3 separate regions of the Homo sapiens genome follow, and all the other regions are linked to region 2. The links are chromatin loops, found by intact Hi-C in ENCODE. Cell type or tissue: dorsolateral prefrontal cortex. All regions are shown on one strand.

Region 1 (2,500 bases), 50 kb before region 2:
TCCCATGGTCATAAACCCGCCTCCTCCCGGCCCCAGGCCCCATGGCCGGGGGCCTCCCTCATCCTGCTTCAGCCCTCAGACCTTGCTGTCCTTGGCTTCCTCCCCACTCCGCTCCTTGGCACCTGCGCCCCTCCCCCCCCAAGAACATTCTCCAGTCCCTTCTGCTGTTGAATTTTAGACCAGCTGTCCCCTCCACATATCAGCCGGGGGTGCATTAGGCCCATTTTACATATAAGGCTGTCTGAGGAAAGTGACGCCCCGGGGTCTCATGGCCAATAAGGACCCCGCCCACATCTGCGCCGTGGTCTGCTGCGTGGAAAGCCGGTGATGAAAGCCAGCAGCAGCTGGTGATGGTGCACTTCAGAGCTGGGGTGTTAGGTTCTTTCTATTTCAAGTGGAGAAACCCACCTCAGACTTAAGGACTCAGAAAACGCATTTGCTTCTGTAAATAAAAAGCCCTGGGATAGCCAGTCACGGTGGCTCACACCTGTAATCCCAGCACTTTGGGGGGCTGAGGCGGGCAGATCACTTGAAGTCAGGAGTTCGAGACCAGCCTGGCCAACATGGTGAAACCCCGTCTCTACTAAAAATACAACAATTAGCCTGGAGTGGTAGTACATGCCTGTAGTCCCAGTTACTTGGGAGACTGAGGCAGGAGAATTGCTTGAATCCAGGAGGCAAAGGCTGCAGTGAGCTGAGATCACGCCACTGTACTCCAGCCTAGGTGGCAGAGTGAGACTCGTCTCAAAAAAAAAAAAAAAAAAAAAAAGCCAGCCGGGTGCAGTGGCTCACACGTGTAATCCCAGCACTTTGGGAGGCTGAGGCAAGCAGATCACGAGGCCAGATAGAGACCATCCTGGCTAACACAGTGAAACCCTGTCTCTACTAAAAATACAAAAAAAAAAAAAAAATTAGCCAGGCTTGGTGGTGCACGCCTGTAGTCCCAGCTACTCAGGAGGCTGAGGCAGGAGAATCACTTGAACCTGGGAGGCGAAAGTTGCGGTGAGCCGAGATCATGCCACTGCACTCCAGCCTGGGCAACAGAGCGAGACTCCACCTCAAAAAGAAAAAAAAAAAAAGCCCAAGGTGGGCTTCAGGCATGGCTGGATGTGGGACATGGTCTCGGTCTCTGTGAGTCTTGGCTCCGTTTCCTCCATGTGGGCCCCTTTCACAAGAAAGCCCCCACCAGCTCCATACTTACTTCCTGTCCTTACCTTGCCCTGAGCAGAGAGAGAGGCTCTGCTCAGACAGTTCAAATAAATGTCCCACGAACTGAGTCTGGTGGCCCACCCAGGTGACATGCCTGCCCATGGATTTATCCCAGAGGCCAGGGAGATGAAAGGCACTGAGTGGCTGGGCCTGGATCACATGCCATCCCAACTGTCACAGACCAACGCAACTCCTTCCCCAAGTGGCACCAGGGCCATGTCCTCCTACCACGGGCAGGAGAGGAAGGACAAATGGGCTCTGTTTTCAGAGGGAAGAACAGATGCTGGCCAGGCAGAAGCCGCAGAGGCCATGGCCTTGGACAGCTGCAGCAGGGCTGAGCCTTGGCAGGGGTCCCGGAAGGAAGCCCGGGGCTCTGCCCTGCCCGTGGACTGCTGCGGCCCAGCCGGGCAGATTGCGCAGGCACTCACCGAAGAGCTTTTGCTGGGGCTGCTGGGACTAAGGAAGGTTAAAAATGGAGCCGATGAACAGCCTGTGTCTTTGGGGAAGCTGCTGGGTGAGCCGGGCAGGCCAGCCCCTTCACTGGGTGGGGAGGTGGGGCCGGAAAGGGAAAGCAGCCCCTGGCTTCGGGGCTGAGGGGCTGATGTGCACATGGTTTGAATGCATCCTCTACTCGGCTGGACGTTTCTGGAAGTAGCCCAGCCAGCCCCCCATCCCACTGCCCCTCATCCAGCCCCTCCGTCAGGCTCTGAGAGTCTCACCTCTCACCCTGGTCCTCCTCCATGCTGGCAAAAGTTGCCGTCCCTTGGAAACCCCTCGTCTGCAGCCCTCTCCTCTGGGAGGTTGACCAAGGTTGGGTGGGAGTTGGAGGCCAGGCCAGGGGCCCTGTCTTGGGTTATGCCAGGGGGAGACATGGGCAGGACTGACCACTGCCCAACCCTGACGGCTGGCACCACGCAGCAGTCATGCTTTCATAGCTTCTGCTGTGGCTGAATCTTTCTGGAAAAAAGTATTAGCCCCGGGACCAGGCGCGGTGGCTCACGCCTGTAATCCCAGCACTTTGGGAGGCCGAGGCGGGCGGATCATGAAGTCAGGAGATCGAGACCATCCTGGCCAACATGGTGAAACCCCATCTCTACTAAAAATACAAAAAATTAGCCGGGCATGGTGGCAGACGCCTATAGTCCCAGCTACTCGGGAGGCTGACACAGGAGAATGGCGTGAACCCGGGAGGCGGAGCTTGCAGTGAGCCGAGATTGCGCCACTGCACTCCAGCCTGGGCGACAGAGCAAGACTCCATCTCAAAAAAAAAAAAAAAAAAGTATTAGCCTTG
Region 2 (2,500 bases):
AGAGATGAGTGTTCAGTCCTGAGCGCCCTTCTTTCCACCCACCAGGCATACCGGAAGAGGATGCATCAGCTCCTACAGGCTCTGCACCAGAAGCTGGCGGCTCTGCGCCAGGGGCCAGAAGGTCTGGTGGGTGCCGACAAGCCCATCTCCTACAGGACCAAGCCACCAGCCTCCATCCACAGGGAGCTCCTTGGTGTCTGCAGCGACCCCTACACACTGGCCCAGCAGCTGACCCACGTGGAACTGGTAAGCCGGCCCAAACCACCTTCCTCACCCGGGATTCAGCAGGACACACACAGATACACTGTGCCCTCCCTGGCTTCCCAGAGCAGCCCCACAAGCTTGTGAAGGAGGCCCTGGCCTAGCCTCGAGCATGCACTGGGCCCCTTGTGGATGCAGAGGCCAAGGGCCCACCCCAGGGAGAGGGAGGCTGGGGCGGGTTCTTCCCTTTGAGACTGAGGGTTGATGGCGACCTCCCTGCTCTCCAGGCACTCTTCAGCGCGCTCCCGTGCGCTCGCTCATGTCTCCATCACCTGGCCAGGCAGGCCCTGTACACAGAGGAAACTAAGGCCCAGAAAGGTGAAGCGACTTGCCAAAGTCACACAGCAGAAGGGACAGAGCCAGGGTTTGATTCTGACCCAGATGCCATGCTCCTAGCCACCAGCCCCTCCACCCCGCAGAGGAAGCAGGCCACTTCAGTTACCCAGCGTGGAGCCTGGCTTCCCTGGGCGTCACGCCTCATAGCATTGCTCCCTGCCCCCATGAACCGGGAAAGGAGGGGCTGCCTCCTCCAGGGAAGGCGCTGAGCTCTGTGACAACCTAAAACAGGGTCTCCAAGCCCCAGTGGGGAGGGCAGTTGCAGAGTGACTGTTGTGAGGAGGACTAGGGGCTGGGGCACCACGGCAGGCCCCCCAGTGGACACCCCCTCCCCATACCTTCCCTCTTTTACCCACTCTTCACCCTTCCCTGCAGGAGCGGCTGCGGCACATCGGGCCTGAGGAGTTTGTCCAGGCCTTTGTGAACAAGGACCCTCTGGCCAGCACAAAGGTAGGAGGCTCTTACGGGCTGTCCCAAAAGTGAGCCTCACCCAGTGACTGGCCGCTCTCCGGGGAGCCCGCGAGCCTTCTCTGGGCGAGCGCTGGAGTGGCCCAGAGTGGGACAGGTGGGCTCGGGGGGCCCTGCCCACTCCGCCACGCCCCTCCAGCTCGGGGGCGCACCACGACAACCGAGTCCCGAGTCCCCGGAAAGCCTGGACGTGCGGGACGTGGGGGTCACCCACCCAGCGAGGGAGGAGGAGTGGGCCAGGAACCAGGCCGTGGGCCGCGCTGCTCGGGTGGGCCAGGACCCTGGGCAGGGAGGAGGGTGGAGGGCCCCCTGGCGCGCTCCGGGACCCCGTGCGCCTTCCCGGTGCGTTTCGGTGGGCGCCGGTGCCCTCCAGCGGCCACGCGGGGAAGCGCGGGTTGCTGCCCGCTGCCCGGGATGGGTAAGGGAACTCCTGGGTCCCGGTGCTCAGGACACAGCCCACGCACCCGGATTTCGATCCCGCCCTTCTGGGAGCCCAACCAGCAGGGTGCCGGTGCCTCCCACGGGCTAAATCCAAGCCAGAATTGCAAACATTGTGCCTTCTGCCCTCACACCTAATAAAAGTACAAACTATGAGATTGCATTTTTCACTTCTCAGATAAGCAAAAATCACCTAGTAGGTTAGACACATTGTGGAAGACACACTCCACGTGGCTGCTGGGGTGAAGCTGGCGCAGCCACTTTGGAGGGGAGACTGGCACTAGCATCGACGCTCTAAATGGACTTTCTTGACCCCAATTTTCCATACCTACGAATTTATCCCACAGATACACACCCATGTACACGAACATGCACGGACGAAGATATTTGGGATAGACAATGTTTATTATGGCCAAACACTGGGGGCAGATTGCCTTGTCACCCATGGGGACTGGATTACAAATTATGAAACGTCTATAACTAGAATGGTGTGCAGCTGTGAAAGGGAATAAGGTGGACAGAACAACCTCCAAGACCTATCCCTCCAGGCACTGAGAGAAAACGGTAGAGGGAAGAGCAGGGGCGAGAGTGTGTGACCATTTGGGTAACAAAAAAAGAGGGTAACACAAAACCATGTATGTTGCCTGTGTCCGTCAGCACTCTCTAGGAATGCTGACTGCTCTGGGAATTCGGAACAACTGTGGTGCTGGGAGGCAGGAACGGGAGGGAGATTTTTTTTCTTTTTTTGAGACGGATCTCACTCTGTCGCCCAGGCTGGAGTGCAGGGGCGCGGTCTCCGCTCACTGCAAGCTCCGCCTCCCGGGTTCACACCGTTCTCCTGCCTCAGCCTCCCCAATAGCTGGGACTACAGGCGCCCACCACAACACCCGGCTAATTTTTTGTATTTTTAGTAGAGACAGGGTTTCACCGTGTAAGCCATGATGGTCTCGATCTCCTGACCTTGTGATCTGCCCGCCTCGGCCTCCCAAAGTGCTGG
Region 3 (2,500 bases), 82 kb before region 2:
AGGCTGTCCTTGCAACTATCAGGCAGCTGTGCCCTCTCTGAGGTGTCAACCCAGGGCCATTCTGCCACAGAAAGACTGGGAGATAGGGGAGGCCAGTTTCTATGCACATAGGTTAAGTACCTGGATCTAGCCATTCCTCTAAGCAGTAAACCTTGGCTTTTTATGATCCACAAACCAGCTTTTTGCTCAAGCTGGTTGGGTTGAGTTTTGGGCCACATCTCATCAGGCAGGTCCTGACTAAAGCAGAGTGAGGTGAAGGCAGCTGGAACTTCCGTGTCGGGTGGGGACTTGGAGAACTTTTCTGGCTAGCTAGAGGATTGTAAATGCACCAATCAGCACTCTGTAAAAACGCACCAATCAGCACTCCGTGAAACGGACCAATCAGCAGGACATGGGTGGGGACAAATAAGGGAATAAAAGCTGCCCGCCCACCCCTCGCCAGCCAGCAACAGCGGCGACCGGCTGTGGTCTTTTTCCCTGCTGTGGAAGCTTTGTTCTCTTGCTCTTCACAAGACATTTTGCTGCTACGCACTCTTTGGGTCTGCACCACCTTTTTCTTTTCTTTTCTTTTTTTTTTTTTTTGAGATGGAGTCTTGCTCTGTCGCCCAGGCTACAGTGCAGTGGTGCAATCTCTGCTCACTGCAAGCTCCACCTCCCCGGGTTCACGCCCTTCTCCTGCCTCAGCCTCCCGAATAGCTGGGACCACAAGCGCCCACCACCAAACCTGGCTAATTTTTTTGTATTTTTAGTACAGACAGGGTTTCACCGTCGCACCACCTTTAAGAGCTGTAACACTCACTGCCAAGGTCCCTGGCTCATTCTTGAAGTCAGCCAGACCAGGAACCCAGCGGAAGGGACAAACTGCGGACACAGGAGGACAGGTGTCCTGACCTCTATGCTGGGACCAACCAGGGAACTTTTCACTGAAGACCCAGTTCAAGGAGGCCACTGGATCCTGTTAGAGCCCCTCTCCCTTTCTAAAAGTGAAATCATGCATCGCCATCCTCCCAGAACCCCGGTGTCTTCAAAGTGGTGTCCACCCTCCCTGGGGGCCACGGGAGAGCGCCGAGAAGGTTGGGGAGGGGGGGTGTCCACCCAGGGATGTCCCATTGGGGGACACAGACAACCTAGGTGGCCAGTCCAGAGAACCGGGCCGGGCCCAGTCTTGAGGAGAGAGGGTGAACTGGGTTTTGGGGCGCCAGAGGCCCACCAGGTGAGGTGTAGGCTGGGGCAGCTGGGGCGCAGAGTCCGCCAGGGTCCGCGCGCGGGAGGGCAGCGTCTGACGGCCCGAGCGGGTGGTCCTGGCGCGGGGGGCCAGCCGCCGCGGAGGCCTGAACGCAGGGCGGGACGCTTGGCTCCGCGGCCGGGGCACGGAGGGCCCTGGTGTGCAGCGCCGCCCGCGGGCTCCCGCAGCTCCACCCCCGCGCCCCGCCCGCTCCGCGCTGCCTGAGTGCCACGAGGGGGCGCAGCGCCGCGTTGCTCCGGGGCCGCCGCCAGGCGCTCGTGCGGGCTGCGCTGGGAGCCGGGCGGTCGGGCGGCGGCGGCGGCGGCGGCGGCGGCGGCGGCGGCGGCGGGCGGCGCCCCGGTCCGCGGCGCCGAGGCTCGCACCGGGAGCTGCCCATGGGCCGGGCCCGGAGTTCCGGCGCGCCGGGAGCCGGTGAGTGGTGCGCGGCCGAGGGACACCTGGCGGTGCGGGCAAGGGCGCGGGCTCGCGGGGGCTGGGGAGGGCTGCCGGCGGCGCGGCGGGGTCGGCGGGAGGCGGGAGGCTGCGCGCGGCGCGGGAGCGTGCGCCGGGGTCAGCAGGGGCGGGGTCCGCGCGGCCGCCGGGACTGGAGGCGCGGGGGTAGCGGGTAGGGTACCCTGAGGGCACACCCCCGGCCACCTGGCGGGAGACCCAGCTCTGCCGCGCGCCGCCAGCCCCTGCTGGGCGCGAGGAGCAAGCTTCTTTCAGCCGCTAGAGTGGCAGGAAGAGCCAGCCTAGACCAAAGCCTCCACCCGCACCGGACCTCAGTTTCCCCGTCTATGAAATGGGGACGGGAAAGCAGACCTGCCGGTGCACGTGCAGAAGGGAAAGGGCCTTGCGCCTGGGGGAAGAGGGTGCTGTCACCCTTGAGGATGGGATCGGATTTGAGGAAAGGACCAGCGCCACTATCAGAGGGCCTGCGAGAACAGTGGGGTCTGCTGGGAGTCCTGGGTGTGTCCCTCACGCAGTGACAGCGGACGGCATCAAGGGACCACCTGGTCCACTCATTGTATTTAGATTGGGAAAGCGATGCTTGGGGGGACTTGGGGAAGGGTGCTGGCGACGCCGCCCCATGCTCAGCGTGGGCGTGGGAAACTGTGGGAAAGACAGAGCTGGGAAGTTGGGGTGCTGGTGGAGCTCTTCCGGGCCCGTATCTCCTGCCTCCTGGGGCTGTGGGAGAGACAGAAGTTCTGAGCCCCGGGAGCCTGAGAAGAGTCCTGGGAAGCTCTGCCTGCCAGGCAGGTGGAGTAACTGAGG

Evidence for each region. Hi-C counts contacts between places; a loop is a spot of excess contacts. Peaks named below come from ENCODE experiments on the same cell type or tissue, not always from the same donor. Only the 100,000 strongest peaks of a DNase experiment are listed, where the experiment ranks them.
Region 1: a loop joins it to region 2, with 2.8 times the contacts of the local background. A loop is called at or near these places in 6 of 110 quality-filtered maps.
Region 3: a loop joins it to region 2, with 5 times the contacts of the local background. A loop is called at or near these places in 58 of 110 quality-filtered maps.

What each region holds. Positions count from the first base shown.
Region 1 is chr5:180,176,545-180,179,044 of GRCh38, reverse strand. All of the region lies in intron 1 of RASGEF1C (RasGEF domain family member 1C), which reads left to right. Among named protein-coding and RNA genes, the nearest start is that of RASGEF1C, 31 kb to the left of the region's middle. In dorsolateral prefrontal cortex, a CTCF peak has its summit at 1,442; a DNase peak (open chromatin) is centred at 1,504; H3K4me3 peaks cover 594 bases; H3K27ac peaks cover 1,364 bases.
Region 2 is chr5:180,126,156-180,128,655 of GRCh38, reverse strand. It overlaps RASGEF1C (RasGEF domain family member 1C), which reads left to right. Exons shown (of 14, transcript NM_175062.4): 5 at 46-246; 6 at 973-1,047. Among named protein-coding and RNA genes, the nearest start is that of RNF130, 56 kb to the right of the region's middle. RefSeq lists silencers at 1,337-1,406, 1,477-1,526, 1,753-2,047. In dorsolateral prefrontal cortex, CTCF peaks have their summits at 1,233 and 1,439 (motif pointing left); a DNase peak (open chromatin) is centred at 1,445; H3K27ac peaks cover 972 bases.
Region 3 is chr5:180,208,185-180,210,684 of GRCh38, reverse strand. RASGEF1C (RasGEF domain family member 1C) reads left to right here and starts at 1,474. Exons shown (of 14, transcript NM_175062.4): 1 at 1,474-1,657. RefSeq lists a silencer at 1,339-1,558. In dorsolateral prefrontal cortex, a CTCF peak has its summit at 1,423 (motif pointing right); a DNase peak (open chromatin) is centred at 1,464; H3K4me3 peaks cover 1,105 bases.